Regions from separate parts of the Mus musculus genome. Here all the other regions are linked to region 1. The links are chromatin loops, found by intact Hi-C in ENCODE. Cell type or tissue: left cerebral cortex. All regions are shown on one strand.

What was found. A loop is a pair of places that touch in the nucleus more often than their neighbours do. Peaks named below come from ENCODE experiments on the same cell type or tissue, not always from the same donor. Only the 100,000 strongest peaks of a DNase experiment are listed, where the experiment ranks them.
Region 2: it touches region 1 in a loop (4-fold over the local background); 2 of 42 quality-filtered maps call a loop at or near these places.
Region 3: it touches region 1 in a loop (5-fold over the local background); 2 of 42 quality-filtered maps call a loop at or near these places.
Region 4: it touches region 1 in a loop (4-fold over the local background); 4 of 42 quality-filtered maps call a loop at or near these places.

What each region holds. Positions count from the first base shown.
Region 1 is chr5:9,660,228-9,664,227 of GRCm38, reverse strand. All of the region lies in intron 1 of Grm3 (glutamate receptor, metabotropic 3), which reads left to right. Among named protein-coding and RNA genes, the nearest start is that of Grm3, 63 kb to the left of the region's middle. In left cerebral cortex, no CTCF peak of the experiment used is centred here; DNase peaks (open chromatin) are centred at 694, 1,810 and 2,145; H3K27ac peaks cover 2,453 bases.
Region 2 is chr5:9,724,563-9,728,562 of GRCm38, reverse strand. Grm3 (glutamate receptor, metabotropic 3) reads left to right here and starts at 3,211. Exons shown (of 6, transcript NM_181850.2): 1 at 3,211-3,433. In left cerebral cortex, a CTCF peak has its summit at 2,373; DNase peaks (open chromatin) are centred at 2,405 and 3,662; H3K4me3 peaks cover 2,356 bases; H3K27ac peaks cover 2,335 bases.
Region 3 is chr5:9,492,804-9,496,803 of GRCm38, reverse strand. All of the region lies in intron 5 of Grm3 (glutamate receptor, metabotropic 3), which reads left to right. Among named protein-coding and RNA genes, the nearest start is that of Mir879, 120 kb to the right of the region's middle. In left cerebral cortex, no CTCF peak of the experiment used is centred here; DNase peaks (open chromatin) are centred at 1,119 and 2,286; H3K27ac peaks cover 1,581 bases.
Region 4 is chr5:9,568,508-9,572,507 of GRCm38, reverse strand. Grm3 (glutamate receptor, metabotropic 3) reads left to right here. Exons shown (of 6, transcript NM_181850.2): 3 at 1,734-2,589. Among named protein-coding and RNA genes, the nearest start is that of Grm3, 150 kb to the left of the region's middle. In left cerebral cortex, no CTCF peak of the experiment used is centred here; DNase peaks (open chromatin) are centred at 1,335 and 1,820; H3K27ac peaks cover 3,332 bases.

The DNA.
Region 1 (4,000 bases):
AATTCTACTATCCAAATATTGTGTGATATTCTTTTATTATTGAAAGTGAAGGCACTCTTTGGGGTTTAATTCACAAGGAAGACTCAGGGAAAAGATGAGCACTATCTGGTATAGGCCAAAAAGGAAAGACTCTATATGCAGTATCAGTTTGCAGATGAGCAAAAAGAAAGGTCATGAATGAAGTAGAAGGGACACATAGGAAGATAGTGCTGAGGAAGTGCATGCCTCACCTGGCCATGTATGAACTACTGACAATGTACTCTATAGTTAAATGGCAGATTAATTAGAGGTCACACAAGTACACTAGACCCATGATCTTGATCATAAGCCAATTAACACATGGGTTGACTTTAATAATTATATTCTTTAACTTTCAGATATCAGTATTATTAAAAGGAAATAGTTTTATAATTCACAAGGTTGCTCTGCTAACAAAGCAAGTAGCTTCATGCTTTGTATTTCCTTCTAAAGACTTGTCCATATGGCTGAATATTTTTACTTAGAAGTTGTTATACAATTTTGCACTCAGAATTTTTTTCACTGATTCTAACTTCGAACATATCTCTGTTGCTTTTTTAAGTCTTCTTTGAGGAAATGTACTTCCCTAGAAGACAGAATTAGTGCTATAGCAAGACTAAAAACAGAATATTTCTTGATAAGGTTTTATAAACATACTTCTCTGGAAAATCCGCAAGCATCCCCACCTACTCTATATCTTGAGTATTCCATAATATCCCTCATAACAGATATGTTGTCTCTCTCCCTGCCCACTTCCACCTTCGCTATATTCACATATCAGATTGCCCCAATTTATCTTCATTTTATTTCACATTTTTAGAAGATTGGTTTAAATGAAACTATCTACTGCTTCTTTTGCAGTGATGCCACAGGCAATGTGTGTAACTTCTCTAAAAGTTTAGTTCAATCATCTATATAATAAGCATAACAATAATTATCTTCTCATAATATCACAGTGATGAATTAAGGAGAGTATCATGAGAGGCAATGTTTATTATAAATGAGAGCACAAACATTGAAACCGTTCTCTGATTTCAAACTCTGGTCCTGCTCTTGGCTATGGAACCTTGATCAAATTATATAGCATCATCTTGCTTCATAAGATATGTGGATGATGGTTTTCATGGCACATATGTACTCAATCATCAATCAAGGGTGCTATGGAAAGCAAAGGAGCAAAGTAAACCAGTTTGGAGCTATGTCTACAATGGAAAAATTACATATTTGTTTACTGTGATTAGTATAGTATTTGGATCATGGTAAGCTGCTAGTAAGTGGTTGAAAATTCAAACAGGACTCTTAAGTACCTCTAATAATAAGTGTTTTCATTTTACTGAGCCTAGATTATATGCAACTAGTTTACTTATTAATGAATTATATAGAGGTGGTGATAAAGCTTAGCAGTAGAAGACTAGAATAAAAAGACTTGGGTTACAGAAGAAGGAAGAAAGATAAAGGGTGGGAGGCTAGGGAAGAAAAGAAGAGAAGAAGGAAATTGTATGTTTAGCAAGTGCCAAACATTGTTTTGAGCATTGTTAATTTGCACAAGAACCCTGTGAAAAAGTTGCTGTCATTATCCTTACATTAAAAGCAAGGAATACAAAATGCATAGAGAAGGTGTAATTAGCCTACTGCATCCAGGAGGCTCTATCCCTTACCCTAACCAATGTGGTGGCTGAGATTACAATTCACTCAGGCTGTCTGGCTCAGGAGCTCACACTTCCTAGCACGGCACTGTGTGCTTTTCCAGGAGGGAAAACACTCATCCCATGGGCCATTTTCTAATTCAATCTTCTGGGCCACATGCCAAGCACTGTAAGCCCCTTCTTGACACTTGAACAATCTATGGGAACAAGGTCTATAAGCGTTCAGGATCTATGCTCAGCGGTCTCTCTGATTTGTGTCAGCAATCCCACCCTCACCCTACAGTGACCACACACAAAACCCTAACAGTTCAGGATATGTCTGGGAAATTCCAAAAACAGAAGGCAGATGAAGAGCAGTGGGGAGTTTCACCCATGAATATCTTCACACAAGAATCTAAATGCTGATTGAGGGCATGCTGCCCTCATTGCTGAAGGAACCAGCTCCTGCTGGCAGGAAGTTCTGCATTAGCAGCAAGCACTGAAAAGAAGGCGGGCATCTTCGCCAGCTGGGAATAGACATCTGGCAGGGGATCAGAGGGATCCCACATCAACTAATCCGACCCGAGCGGGACTTAAACACATTTCCCCTTAGTGATATGCAAGAGCCTACCGAGTCCACTAATAGAACAGAACTGAAGAATTACTCAGAAGCAGTTTGTTTCAAAATAATAAGGACTCAGCTCCTCAATATGCATCGTTAGGGAGGTCTCTTGAGCAGAACTTAACGGAGGCTGGACACGGTGGAGCCGGAGAATACCTTTAGAGTAGAAAGACATAGATTAACGTATCTCCATGGATGCAAAAAGGCAATGGAATACCTTGACAAATAGCTAAGTGGTACATACACACACACACACACACACACACACACACACACACACACACAAGAAAACCATTCCTTCATTTTTTTTAATCTTAAAAAATGTATGGCAGTAACTTGAGTTTGACATCTCAGTCATAACCTCTATCAAACAAATTCTCACCTTTCATTTACAGTCAGAGTAGCCCCAATCTCAGATTTCCCAGTACTGTAGTTCAAGTCCAGTTGAGCTAGGTGCTACATTCACAATTCATAAGTTTGTATCCCATCTATACTGTATGTCCTACAGTTTTCCAGTTACTCTAACCTCTGCCTTGTTACAGTCCAGTGACTTCCTAGCTCTACCCTGATGCAATTCAGTAGCCAGCTTCCCCAGTCAAATGTATCCCATCTTCGTTTTTAAAGCATATTGTTATTGTTTTTGTTTGCTTTTGTGATTTATTTATTTAGGAACAAAAATCTCATTATATCATCCTGCTTGCTGTGAGCTTGCTGCATAGCCCAAGGTAGATTCAACTCCATAATCCTCCTGTCTCAGCCCTCTGAAAGCCATCCTTCTAACTCATTAGATCTTGGATGATCACAAAAGCTGCTTCTGAGCCTCAGCCTGATGAATTTTATTCTCTGACCTACCTGCCCAGTCTTCCTATTACCAGCTTTGTATGCCCCATTAATTTCAACATGCCCTCAGCCTCAGATAAAAACAAGACAATAACAAACAAACAAATAATCTATCCTATCACCATCCAAAAGGGATGCCCCACTGGTGAACCAAACAGAACCAGCTCCCCTGTCTGTCTCCAACAGACACCTCAGATTCTCTCAAAGCAAGTCACAGCCGACAGCCTAATTCCCAATTTTTCTCAAAGGTTCAAGTGGGATCTTAAAATGATGTCTTATTAGTACATGAAAGGGTCAATATTTCTGAAGATGCAGGGATGCACATACAAAAGTGATGGCACATCTGAGTTTTGCCACAAATGTCTGTAACTGAAAGGAATAGATATCCTAAAACAAGGTGGAGATATGGAGAGCACATGAAAGCTAAAATCTCTGTAGCTCACTTTGAGAACACAACCTTTTCCCTTGTTGGCTTTAATGGCAAAGACAAAAAATAAAGATAATTTTTCTGAAGAACCAACATTATAGCGTAACTTGCTTTTAAGAAATGGAATCAGTATTTCACAGTATCCTAAAATTTTAAAAATTTAAGTTTAAATGATTATTTTCTTTCTTGCTCAGCCTGCTCTCTTATAGAACCAAGACTACCAGCCCAGAGATGGTCCCACCCACAAGGGGCCTTTCCTCCTTGATCACTAATTGAGAAAATGTCTTACAGTTGGAGGCATTTCCTCAACTGAAGCTCCTTTCTCTGTGATAACTCCAGCTGTGTCAAGTTGACACAAAACTAGCCAGTACAGCACCTGTTATTGGCTTTTCCTGCCTTAGCATGTTGTATCTTCTCTACAAAGGTGTAAGGCTGCTCTAACCACATCCTGGTAACAGATGATGAAAG
Region 2 (4,000 bases), 64 kb before region 1:
AGACCAGATGAAACAAATGAATGAATGCTGAGGCAAGTGGTCAGGAGGATCAGACAGCCATTTGACAAACCAAACCTGATCATTTTGAGAACCAATATGACAATGAGAAATACAACTGACTGACAGACACAAACTAGAATTGTGCAGTATGAACTGGATACCTTATCACCACACATGATCAAAACTATACATCCCTGACTGGCCAGAGAAATCACAATAAAATTGTTGAGTTCGTTGGGATTTGGCATGGAGAAATGCTAGTAACAGAAAAGGACAAGAGGAAAGTCTGTAATTAAAAATCATAGGTCACCCACTTTCGGTATTGCTGGTAAAGATGGCATACTTAATGTACCATGTTTAAATAAAAAATATACAAGAAGGCAGCTCATTAACTGTCAAGAGTCATAGGAATAAATTCTTAAACATAACTAATCACCCAAAGAAATGCTCATAAATTAGTAAAGTTTAAACAACTTAGTAAAGAATATAACCTAGAGAGAATAGCTTACATGCTAAATATGAAAATGCTTCAGCAGAAGTACTTAAGGGTGGATAATAATTGATTTAAAATGAAGCCCAGTAGAATACTTGAGGAGAATGGGGGAAAATAAAAATGTACTTCTTAATCGCCATGTCTTCTAGTCAGGAGTTATTGTTCAGCTTTATCCCTGGGGGGTTTTAACTCTCAAAATGCACACACTCACTTATAAACAGAAAGGCAGAGCTATATTGTAGCCAGCCATCTTTTTAAATTGTTAAGCATTAAATTTCAAGACTATTTCGTTTTCAATCAAGTGTTCTATATGCTAACCAATCCTAATGTCATTGGTTAACTGCAAACCAGAGACTAATAGTAATAATTAGTATTTATAGACTATTAGAAAGAGCAAATTTTGACATAATTCTGAGAAAGGAGACATTTCTCCTGATTTATAGATTGTAGAACCCAGATGAAGTATTTTTTAAGTACAGTGTTAGAAGCAAATCAGTTAAGAAAGATGAAAAACTAAGAATTGAAATTCAAATAATGTGATCAACAAATGTCAGTCTCATCTTCACTTCTCTTTTCCTTTTTTCCCCTGGGTTTAGAATGATGGGGACCTGTCCCATAGAACCAAAATTGATACCAGATTGCTAGTTTGCCTCACTATGTCAACCTCTGTTCATTGTAAGCCCCAGTGTGATATGCAGCCTACAAAGAGGCTGCAGAGATGCAAGTCAGCCCAGACATCAGCACTTCCTTTTTGCAAGCACAACAGACTTTTCTTTTTTTAATGAGATGAAAGCATGGGATCTCTTCTACTCTTAATTTCAACTGATTATGATAATGTCTTACAAATGCATGGTGATAACTTCTGGAACATTCCTAAAGGGCCAGTATGGTTTCCTAACAATATGCACATATTTATCGTCTCCATTGTTCATGTCCTATATCCTTGATGGTCATGAGTCTATTGAGCAGAAATGGTTAAAAGTTGTCTCAGGAGTTTCTAGTAGGTTTGTGGGTGAATAGCGCATGTTAACTAATTATAATGAAACAAAAAGGGGAAATTACTTTTCCTTTCTTTCTGGCAATTCTATTAAAATGTTAAAATATGGGCATTGCAAACATTTCACTGTACACCAGCATTTTGTTTTTTAATATATCCCAAATTTTAGTGGCATGCACAATGAGCTATCTAAGCACGTGTGTCCTTTAAATATCAACATTCTTCTAAAAGCACCAGCGGTAAAGCATTTCTGTAGTTTACGTGTTCTGGCTGAGCTATGAGAGAAAATAGTTGCTAAACAACTTAGCATGAAATATTAAAGGATTTAGCATTTAAAGCCTTCTGTTTCATTGAGTCTAGCTTCGTATAACTCAGTCCTGGGTTAATATAAAGTTACTACACCAGGATGGAAAAATTAATGAAATTTCAGTTTTGAAACTGAGCACAACGCATTTCTAGTCACAGAATGATAAGCTGGGGTTTTTCCTTTAGGAAGCTATCTCTAGCTCCCGGTCTATTGAAGCTATTTCCGTGTGCTGTTTTTCTTTTTTTTTCTTTTTTTTTTTTCTTTGTGCCTACGTCACCGATTTGAGGCATTTATTTATTTAATTTTAAAAAGAAAGAAAAGGTTCTGTGAAGACCCTCTTAACAAAAAAGTAGGACTAGAGAAAGATTAATGTGAAACTGGAAAAGGTTAGCTCCAAGGGGTCAGTGTGGTTGCACCGGAGGATAAGAAAGAAGAGACTATCTAAGCACTTCCCTAGAATCTTTTTCCACCTAAGAAATTTGGGAGAATGCGAAAAAGCAGCAGCCCAGCATTCTTGAAGGGGCGTGGCTTCTCTCAAGGGGCTATCCAATCGAATTCCTTCAGAGGGAGCTATCCCGAGAAGATTGATGAGCGTTGCTAGGAAACAGGAGCGTCTCCCTCCCTGCTGACCCAGAGATTGTGCTGCACAAGCCTCCCCAGGGGTTCGCAATGTGCAGTTGAACCGCGTGTGGGGCAAAGCTGCGTATCGGCCTCCTGGGTTCACTCGCTCACACTGCTCCCTCTTTCGCCGTCTCCTCCAAGAGTAGTCAGCCTTTTACATAGGGACCACAGGAGAGTTCTTACTAGGAATGACTGTAGGTCCCTGCCCACCCGCGTGCCGTGAGCCTTAGCAGAGCTTCAAAGTTGGAGCCACCTCCCACTCTACCTCCCCACGCCCCTTCACGCCACTGCTCCGAAATTCACCAACCTTTGTATGCATTGCCTAAGGACTGCAAACCTTGGGGCAGAGAAGCTCTCAACCCCGCCAGGCTTTCTGTATTGTAACCTTTGGGTCTAGGTACAGTAGCTCACTGAAGACTCTGCAGCTACACCCCTATAAACGGAGGGAAGAAGGGGGAAGGGAAAGGAGGAGAAAGGAAAGGAGAAGAATGAGGAGGAGAGGATGTCAGAAGGTCCGTGCCTCTCTGCCTGAGTCCCAGTTAGATGCGACTGTTTCTGCCTGGCCAAGGTGAAGGAAAGTTGCTTGTGAGCCCAGGAAGTGGGTTTGGCTGCAAAGAGGAGGAGGGCGCCTGGGCTCTAAAGCTCCCCTCCCTTCTGCTGAAGACCACTGGGTCCCCTTCTTCCCAACCTCCTCCTGCTCTTCTCCTCTAGCCCTCCCTTTTCCCACTCCTCCTTGACTCGGAGGCCTGGATGCTGGGCCACCGGGCAGTGGTCCAGCGCGCAGCCGGGCGGGGGCGGGGGCAGGGGGCACTGTGACAGGAAGCTTCGCGCACAAGTTGGCCATTTCAGGGGCAAAATAAGTTCTCCCTTGGATTTAGAAAGGACAAAGGCAGCAAGCTCCCTCTTTTGTGTCGGATGAAGAGGACCAACCATGAGCCAGAGCTTGGGTGCAGGCTCACCGCTGCCGCTACCACCGCGGTCAGCTTCAGTTCCTGCCAGGAGTTGACCGTGCGAGGTAAGCAGCCCAGAAGGGGACCTGCCCCTCTGGAGGGTGCCCAGCCAGGGCGCAGGAGCTCGGGTGCCGCGTGGGGCAGGCAAAGCGAGGAAAGTTGAGGCAGAGCACGGACCAGTCCCTACATATCTATCTGCCAGGGGGTGGAAAACGTGGGTCATAGGAGCAATGTGGGTGTGAGTGAGAGAGTGAGTTTGTGTGTGCGCGCGCTACTGTCCCTTCAAGAAGGGGCCAATTTCAGAGCATAGATCTGCAGCCAGAGAAGGAGAGGTAGAGGGACTAATTAGAGAGACAGGTCTCATTCTCCAACCGCCTCCATCCAGCTTTGCGCTTGGGGGTTTTATAAGGCTTTGTGCACAGGAACCCTGTGATGTGTGGCTCACACACTGGTAGCTGCATGTGGGTGTGGAGGTTGTCAGGCAGGAGGATAGCGGTCAGCAGGACCCCCTGGTGCTGCCAGGATAAGCTCCGCAGCCAGGGGCAGACAGAGGTTCACCCACCAGCAAACGTGCTTGGAAATTAGCCCTAACTCGCTGCCCTTTGCTCTTTTTGACTTGAGCCAAAAAAGAA
Region 3 (4,000 bases), 170 kb after region 1:
ATCCTGTAACCAATATTTTACAGACATCCAAAGACAAATGTAACACTTGTTTTCCAATAAGTGCTATACTGATAATTTATTCCATTGGATGATTGTTAGTGATGCTATTGCTGATTTTGGATTTTCTCCATCAGTAAAAGAAATACACCTCATTAACCCAGTCACAAAAGAAGTCACTTGATATGCACTCACTGATAAGTGGATATTAGCCCAGAAACCTAGACTACCCAAGATACAACTTGCAAAACACAACAAAATCAAGAAGGAAGACCAACTTGTAGATACTTCATTCCTCCCTAGAATAGGGAATAAAATATCCATGGAAGGAGTTGCAGAGACAAAATTTAGAGCTAAGACGAAAGGATGGACTATCCAGAGACTGCCCCACCTGGGGATCCATCCCATAATCAGCCACCAAATGCAGACACTATTGCATATGCCAGAAAGATTTTGCTGAAGGGACCCTGGTATAGATGTCTCATATGAGACTATGCCAGTGCCTAGCAAATACAGAAGTGGATGCTCACAGTCATCTATAAGATGGAACACAGGGCCTCCAATGGAGAAGCTAGAGAAAGGACTCAAGGAGCTGAAGGGGTCTGCAACCCTATAGGAGGAACAACAATATGAACTAATCAATACCTCCTGGAGCTTGTGTCTCTAGCTGCATATGTAGCAGAAGATGTCCTAGTCGGCCATCATTGGGAAGAGAGGCCCCTTGGTCTTGCAAACTTTATATGCCCCAGTACAGGGGAAAGCCAGGGCCAAGAAGTGGTAGTGAGTGGGTAAGGGAGTTGGGGGGGGGGGAGAATAGGGGACTTTTGGGATAGCATTTGAAATGTAAATGAAGAAAATATCTAATAAAAAATACACCTCACATAGCTGAGAGCAAATAGAGAAGAAGCAGAGCTGTCTACTTCTGTCTTTAATGTTTAGTTATTTCTACACAAGTTTCATAGCCCAAAGGGTTTTAAACAACAATTTGTCACCTCCTTTGGCTTTGTGATTCGGGAATTCAGCCAGGCCTTGGGTGGGCAGCTCATCTGCTTCATAATGCCTTTCTTGGCATCCTCCTGCGGTGCTCCTGCGGAGACTGAGTTGATCTGGAGGCAGCATCTTAGTCTCACACCTATGCTTAGCACCCTGGTGGGAAGACTCCCCACATGAGCTTTCAGAGAGTATGCTCTGGGAAAGCACCAGCCAAAACCTGCCAGCTGGGGAACCCACACATGATGGCCTGTGCGGTATCTATTCAAGGATAGGACACGACCTGCCCAGATTTTAAAAAGCAACTAAAAGGGACTAAACCAACTCCCAAGAAATCTGTGGATGCTTTTTATTATGCTACACTCTCCAAATCCTAAGTGACCCCAGTGCTGAACTCTTTCAGGGATTGGAGTGGCTTCAAGGAACAGCCAAATTAATTCCTCCTTTGTTCTTTGTTGAGACAGTGGAAGGCAGATACAGCACATCACTTTGGAGCTTTGGTCAGACTCTTCTCAGAAGCTAAGGTCATTATCAACAAGAAAGTATCTGTTTATATAAAGTTGCTATAAACACAGAAAAGTATGGCCAAACTCAGATGTCAGCATGGAGGTAGGGTTATGAATAAAGGCATTTGAAGGAACTCACCCCCAAGAAATATTCTGTATATTGTTATGGCTAAAAATCCTTCTTTTTTGTATCTATTTTATTATATACAGTGGAAGTCAGAATAAAAATAGAACTTAACTCTTCTTTAATTAGACCCACGGGTTAATGACTCCCAATTGATTGTATATAAATAACCTATTTGAAGTAGAGATTTCTTGACTCCACTCAGATATGCTGATTCCTATAATCTGGGACAAAGACAAAATCTGGCTTATAACAGAAAACATAAGCTTTTCAACAGAGGTAATCCAGGAGGCAGTTTCTGAGAAAGTAACAGCAAGCATGCTTGTTGGCTTCATCTCATATTAGGCAGCTCAGAGAGAGCTTAATTCATGACCTTCAGAGTGGCGCTGACCCTGGATTCAGACAGCAGCAATCCCCATGCTTTGCTCCATGATACCACTGGCCACATACCTGTGCAGGTATTACCTGGGATACCAGTGGCCACATGCTTATACAGCTGTTTCCTAGGCTCCCACTAGAACTCTCCATGGAAATCATTTTGAGAACAGAGTCACCTGGCCACGCAAGGACTGCTCCTTCCAAGGGAAGTATAACTTAGAGCTCTTGACATCTTAAACTCATTTTTTCAACGCTGCTCCTACACCCACCCACTTCAGCAAACACCTTATATAATGAAATTCCAAAGAAAAGAGGCCACTCTTTACTCTGTTCTGCTTGGGAGTAAAGGAGATTCTTAGAGCTGGTTCCCAAAGATAAAAAACCAAGACAACATACTGGGGGTGTAAGTGGAAGGACATAATGTTGAAGGAGACACAGTAGACATATTTGAGTTTATACAGTGCAAAACCCTTTGGGAGCTATACAGGTCAGACAGACAGCACTCAAATGGTTTAGAATCAGCATACATCAGCATTGAGGTGAGAAATGAAGTGTGCCCTATGGTTTTACAGAGCTATTAAGTATGCAAACTTGGTCCTATGGGGGTGTATAGTTCTCTTTCCCAGAGTGATCATGTACATGTAGAAACGTCACTATCATTACAATTAGCCAAGAGGCTTCGAGTAAATAATGATGCCCAGATCTGGGTCTTAGAGGAACTCTAGCCAGGTGCAGACTGACTTTCTGTCCAAATTTTACTCCGAAAGTCAGCTGTCTTTGTGGTAATGTGTGGGTTGCTCCATTAATAGACACTCGTCTTTATCACAAAGCATTTCTACTTTGCAAAGTGAGGTAAATAGTATAAAGAGATTAACTAAACAGTTTCCTAGACACATTGCCTAAATTTCTAGAGTGGCAGCAAGAGAAAGTCAGCAGAAGAGAACAAAAATTTGTGTTTACTAATGATTGTGTCTTTGACAGTATTCTAATGGGCAGAGCACACAGCACTGTTGAGATCTGAATGCAACTATAAGCTTAAATATACCATGTAATGCACAAATTCCTTCTCTACAATGAAACTCCAGAAAAATAATGGTATCATATGCCTTACACTGTAGATTCAAAAAGTCTCATGATGACACTGTGTAACAGCCTGGCCAGACAAGTCAACAAGTTATTGGTAACACACAGTGAGTTGACGGTCATCCCCACCGCAGGCAGAATTATATTATAAACATGGATCATTGGAGAATGCATGAGGAGCCTAGAGCTCTCAGAAAGTTAAGCCATCTCCTTGCAGGCAAAATAAACAAAGTGCATCCAATTCAAATAGATGTCAATCTATGCTTCCCTTTGAAAAGTCCACAGCAGCTGAGAATTTCAGTGCAACTCTTCCACATCTTCCTTCAGAGAGGATGAGAACTGTCTGCAGTGATCATAAGTAAGCCTACAAGGACTAGAGGCTTCTGCCTCTTCTTCCTCCTGCTTAATATTGCCATTGTATTCAACTCATAACTACTCTTTTCCAGCGCTTAGTCTCTTTACAATGTTCTATAAGAGAAATGATCACAGAGACTTGAGCTGCAAAAGCTACTAATGATCATTTAGCCAATAACTGCAATTCAAATGAGTATGCCAAAGCCTTCCCCATCTCATAGATGCTTTGAGAAATTTGGTAAATCAAGTCATACATAAAACTCTCAAAAGGCCGGACAGTGGTGGCACATGCCTTTAATCTCAGCACTTGGGAGGCAGAGGCAGGCAGATTTCTGAGTTCGAGGCCAGCTTGGTCTACAGAGTGAGTTCCAGGACAGCCAGGGCTACACAGAGAAACCCTGTCTCAGAAAACAAAAACAAAAACACAAAAAAACACAAAAAACAAACAAAAACTCTCAAAAGATGTTTGATGACTCTCCTGGCTGCTCTGGATTTTCTACCTTGGCTCAGTTGGGGAAAAAAAAAAAAAAAAAAAAGGAAAGCTAGTCTGATCATGTAAATCTTAGCA
Region 4 (4,000 bases), 92 kb after region 1:
CTTACCCTGAGTAAAGAAAAAGTATTTCCGTGCTCTGATCAGCCAGTGTGTGCAAGCCATTCTGCACGGAAGTTTCCAGTCCTTAGCAGAGAAGAACTGCGTTCTACCTATTCATCCAACCGTTTGCCTTCTCTCGAGGTTCTAATTTTTCACTATTTGGTGTGCCATGTGTCAGATTTTTCCAGCTGTCCTATAGAAGTTAAGTAAGAATTACTCGAAGTGGAAACTATGTTTGATAGCCCTGACTATATCAGGGTTGTTTTTTATACCAGGCCAGATCTCCAATACCATGCTGTGTAGATGTATATGAGCTAGGCTGTTGGTTTCCTTTGCTACGTGAAATGAGGATTAACCGGGAGTCAGCTATTCATTGCTTCATGTTGCTTGCATTGTGCTCAGAACAACCTGTTTCAAGCTGTTCTCTCTGTATGTTTTATGTAAACACAAAACTTCAATTGCCAAAAGAAAAAAATTTTCAAAGTACCTAAGCTTTCTCCAACATATAGTTTTCTGAAATAGTCAACTTGTTTTATTAAAGTTGACACAGGATTATGTAATTTAATGTCAGTAAAGGCAGAACTTTTCAAAGCAAGAAGAATAAAAACAAATTTTATTTGTGTTTATTTATTTATATTTATTTATTCTCAAGACAGGGTTTCTCTGTATGTGACCCTGGCTGTCCTGGAACTCATTCTGTAGACCAGGCTGGCCCCAAACTGAGACATATGCCTGCCTCTACCTCCCAAGTGCTGAGATTAAAGGCATCTTAGATCACCTGGCTAAAAGCGAATTTCTTACTAGATATGAATGTAATCTATCTTGATATGTGTAACAAAATATATTTTCAAAATATTTCATGCAATACTTCTTGATAAACTAGGACCACTTCCTCTTTTGTCCTATAATAAAAAATAGTGAAATGTTTGTAGTTAACTTATAAAAAAAATCAAAATTTTTTATTCAGCATAGGCTTGAAATACGTCAGAGTACTCAGTCATTCTTAACAATGTCATCAATACTTCTTTATTTGAATTTTAATCAAAAATACCATAAAAAGAGCATATCTGCATGCTCTCCTTTTACAAATTTTAAGAAAAAACAAAGCAAAGAAAAAGTTACTGTAATTTCAGAAGTTTATCAAATTATATACCTAAAAAATTGAATGATCTCAATAGAATTTAAGTAGATTTTTTTCTTTTGCTTAACCTAGATAATAAATGTCTAATTTGGATTGTCCATGTGGCACTCAGTTCCCAAATTAAACTCTTTCAGAGACTGCCATTTTTAGCGAAAGAGGGGGAAGTGAGAATTAAACACCCAGGCTCTTTCTATACAACCACAGCCAAGTTGTCTGAAAACCGAATTTGGCCGCTTCACTGTAGTTCATTGTCTACTGAGCTATAGCAGGACCCAGGGAACTTAAAACGACCACGTTCAGAGCCTCTGAGCAGATTTCATTAGTCTAGAGTCTAGCACAGAACTTAAGAAGGTCCAGCCGTGGTGGCCTCCCATTTTTCATCATGCTCTTCTCAAAAACAAACACTACCTGCTTTGGACCTGCTTGCTCCCTATATCTAAACATGGTACCCAGGAAATCATCTGGTAAAGGCTCAAAAGCCGACCTCTACACGAAAAAGAAGCTGGTAACAGATGTGAATGGTGTAACGATTTCTTGCACATAGTCATTTGCTTCTACGTTTTTAAAATGGTGACTCTCTTTTCTCCCCACTCAGGTGGCAAACCTGCTGAGGCTCTTCCAGATCCCTCAGATAAGCTACGCCTCCACCAGTGCCAAACTCAGCGACAAATCGCGCTATGATTATTTTGCCAGGACCGTGCCCCCTGACTTCTACCAGGCCAAAGCCATGGCCGAGATCTTGCGCTACTTTAACTGGACCTATGTGTCCACTGTTGCCTCTGAAGGTGACTATGGGGAGACAGGGATTGAGGCCTTCGAGCAGGAAGCAAGGCTACGCAACATCTGCATCGCCACTGCTGAAAAGGTGGGGCGCTCCAACATCCGCAAGTCCTACGACAGCGTGATCCGTGAGCTCCTGCAGAAACCTAACGCGCGAGTTGTGGTCCTGTTCATGCGCAGTGATGACTCACGAGAGTTGATCGCTGCAGCCAGCCGCGTGAATGCTTCCTTCACCTGGGTGGCCAGCGATGGCTGGGGTGCACAGGAGAGCATTGTCAAGGGCAGTGAGCACGTCGCCTATGGAGCCATCACCCTGGAGCTGGCGTCCCACCCTGTTCGTCAGTTTGATCGCTACTTCCAGAGCCTCAACCCCTACAACAATCATCGTAACCCCTGGTTCCGAGACTTCTGGGAGCAGAAGTTCCAGTGCAGCCTCCAGAACAAGAGAAACCACAGACAGATTTGTGACAAGCACCTGGCCATTGACAGCAGCAACTATGAACAAGAATCCAAGATCATGTTTGTGGTGAATGCAGTGTATGCCATGGCGCATGCGCTGCACAAAATGCAACGCACCCTCTGTCCCAACACCACCAAGCTCTGTGATGCAATGAAGATCCTGGATGGAAAGAAGTTGTACAAAGATTATTTGCTGAAAATCAACTTCACAGGTAAGCAGTGGGCCTTTGTCTTCTGTAATATGAACAAGTGGACTCAACCAGGAGCCAAAGGTTTCTGCTCCTAAAGAGACATCCTTGCTTTAGAAGTTTAGAGCCACACAAAAGGAGGGCTCATAATCTTAAATATCCCAAGACATAGTGCAATGATAGCTCTTTGATAGTCTTGTTCATTTTTGACGAATATGTTGGCTAGTACGCTACATGAAACTGAAAGGCCCCTAGGCTCGCTTGATGGGTCCCACTGCGGCAGCCGCCGGGAACGGGCCATGCTACACTGACTCTCTTTTTTGATAGCTGCGGGATATGACACATATGATAGGGGCATTTAATCTTCTGCTGCGGAATTGGCAACTGTGTAAGGGACATGAATTCTAAGCTCTCCTTGTGAGGGATCTGAGCAAAAGAATCTCATAACTGTCACAGTGGGTGAGAAAAAGTCACTTTTCCCAGAGCCTAATTAGGGACAGAATAGGAAAGGCAACCAGACCATGGTGACTCCCAAGCACTGTGGTTTATTTATTCTGTTTATACAGAAATATTCCCTTGGGGTTTTAGAAGTTGTGGGTTCTCTCAAATTATATTATAAAACACAACTTTCTCTGTGATCCTTAATAGAAGCAAATTGAAGACTGGAGTAATTCTGGTCAAAGGTAACTATGCAAGTGCCTGCAAAATGAATTCTGCTCTTCTTAACCTACTTCCAAATATGGCATAAATATTTCTAAATTCAATTTTGCATTATTAACATTAAAAACACAGACTTTAGGTTTGCATTCTCACATGTGGTATCAGCTCAGTGACAGTCTATGGCTCTCAGGACTTAAAGCCAAATCATAAGGTTGTAAGCATTTACTATAGTGATCCAAGGTACTTACATGCCTACACTGTTGAAAGTCCCCTATGTCATCGAGCAATGATTCTGATCTGCACAATCAATTTCAGTTCTTCACCCAAGAACTGGAAGTTTATATGCTTAAATCATATGATCTGGAGCAGCAGGAATTCTCCCACACCCTTTGTAGGTGGTCAACCAGAACTCAAACACTGCCACATTACTGAGTGTGGTGAGGGAGGACCCACAGTCAGAGGCTTCTATTCCAAAATTCCCATACATTTGATGGCAGCCTTGAAAATAGGCACGCATATTCCATTGGGAAGTTTTGTTTATTTCCTACCCTTTATTCTCCCTAAAGGGCAAAAGTAATGGAAGTGAGTCGGGTCAGCGTCCTTCTCATCCGTCTGATAGATGTGACCTCTTACCACTAGGATGATGACAGGAAGCACTGAAGATTCGACATTTCTTATCCTCTATGTATATCCATGCATATAGAAACAAGCAGACACAGTGGGGTATGGGAGGATTGGTTACTAGTAAATTATCATTCATATCAGAATCTCTTAA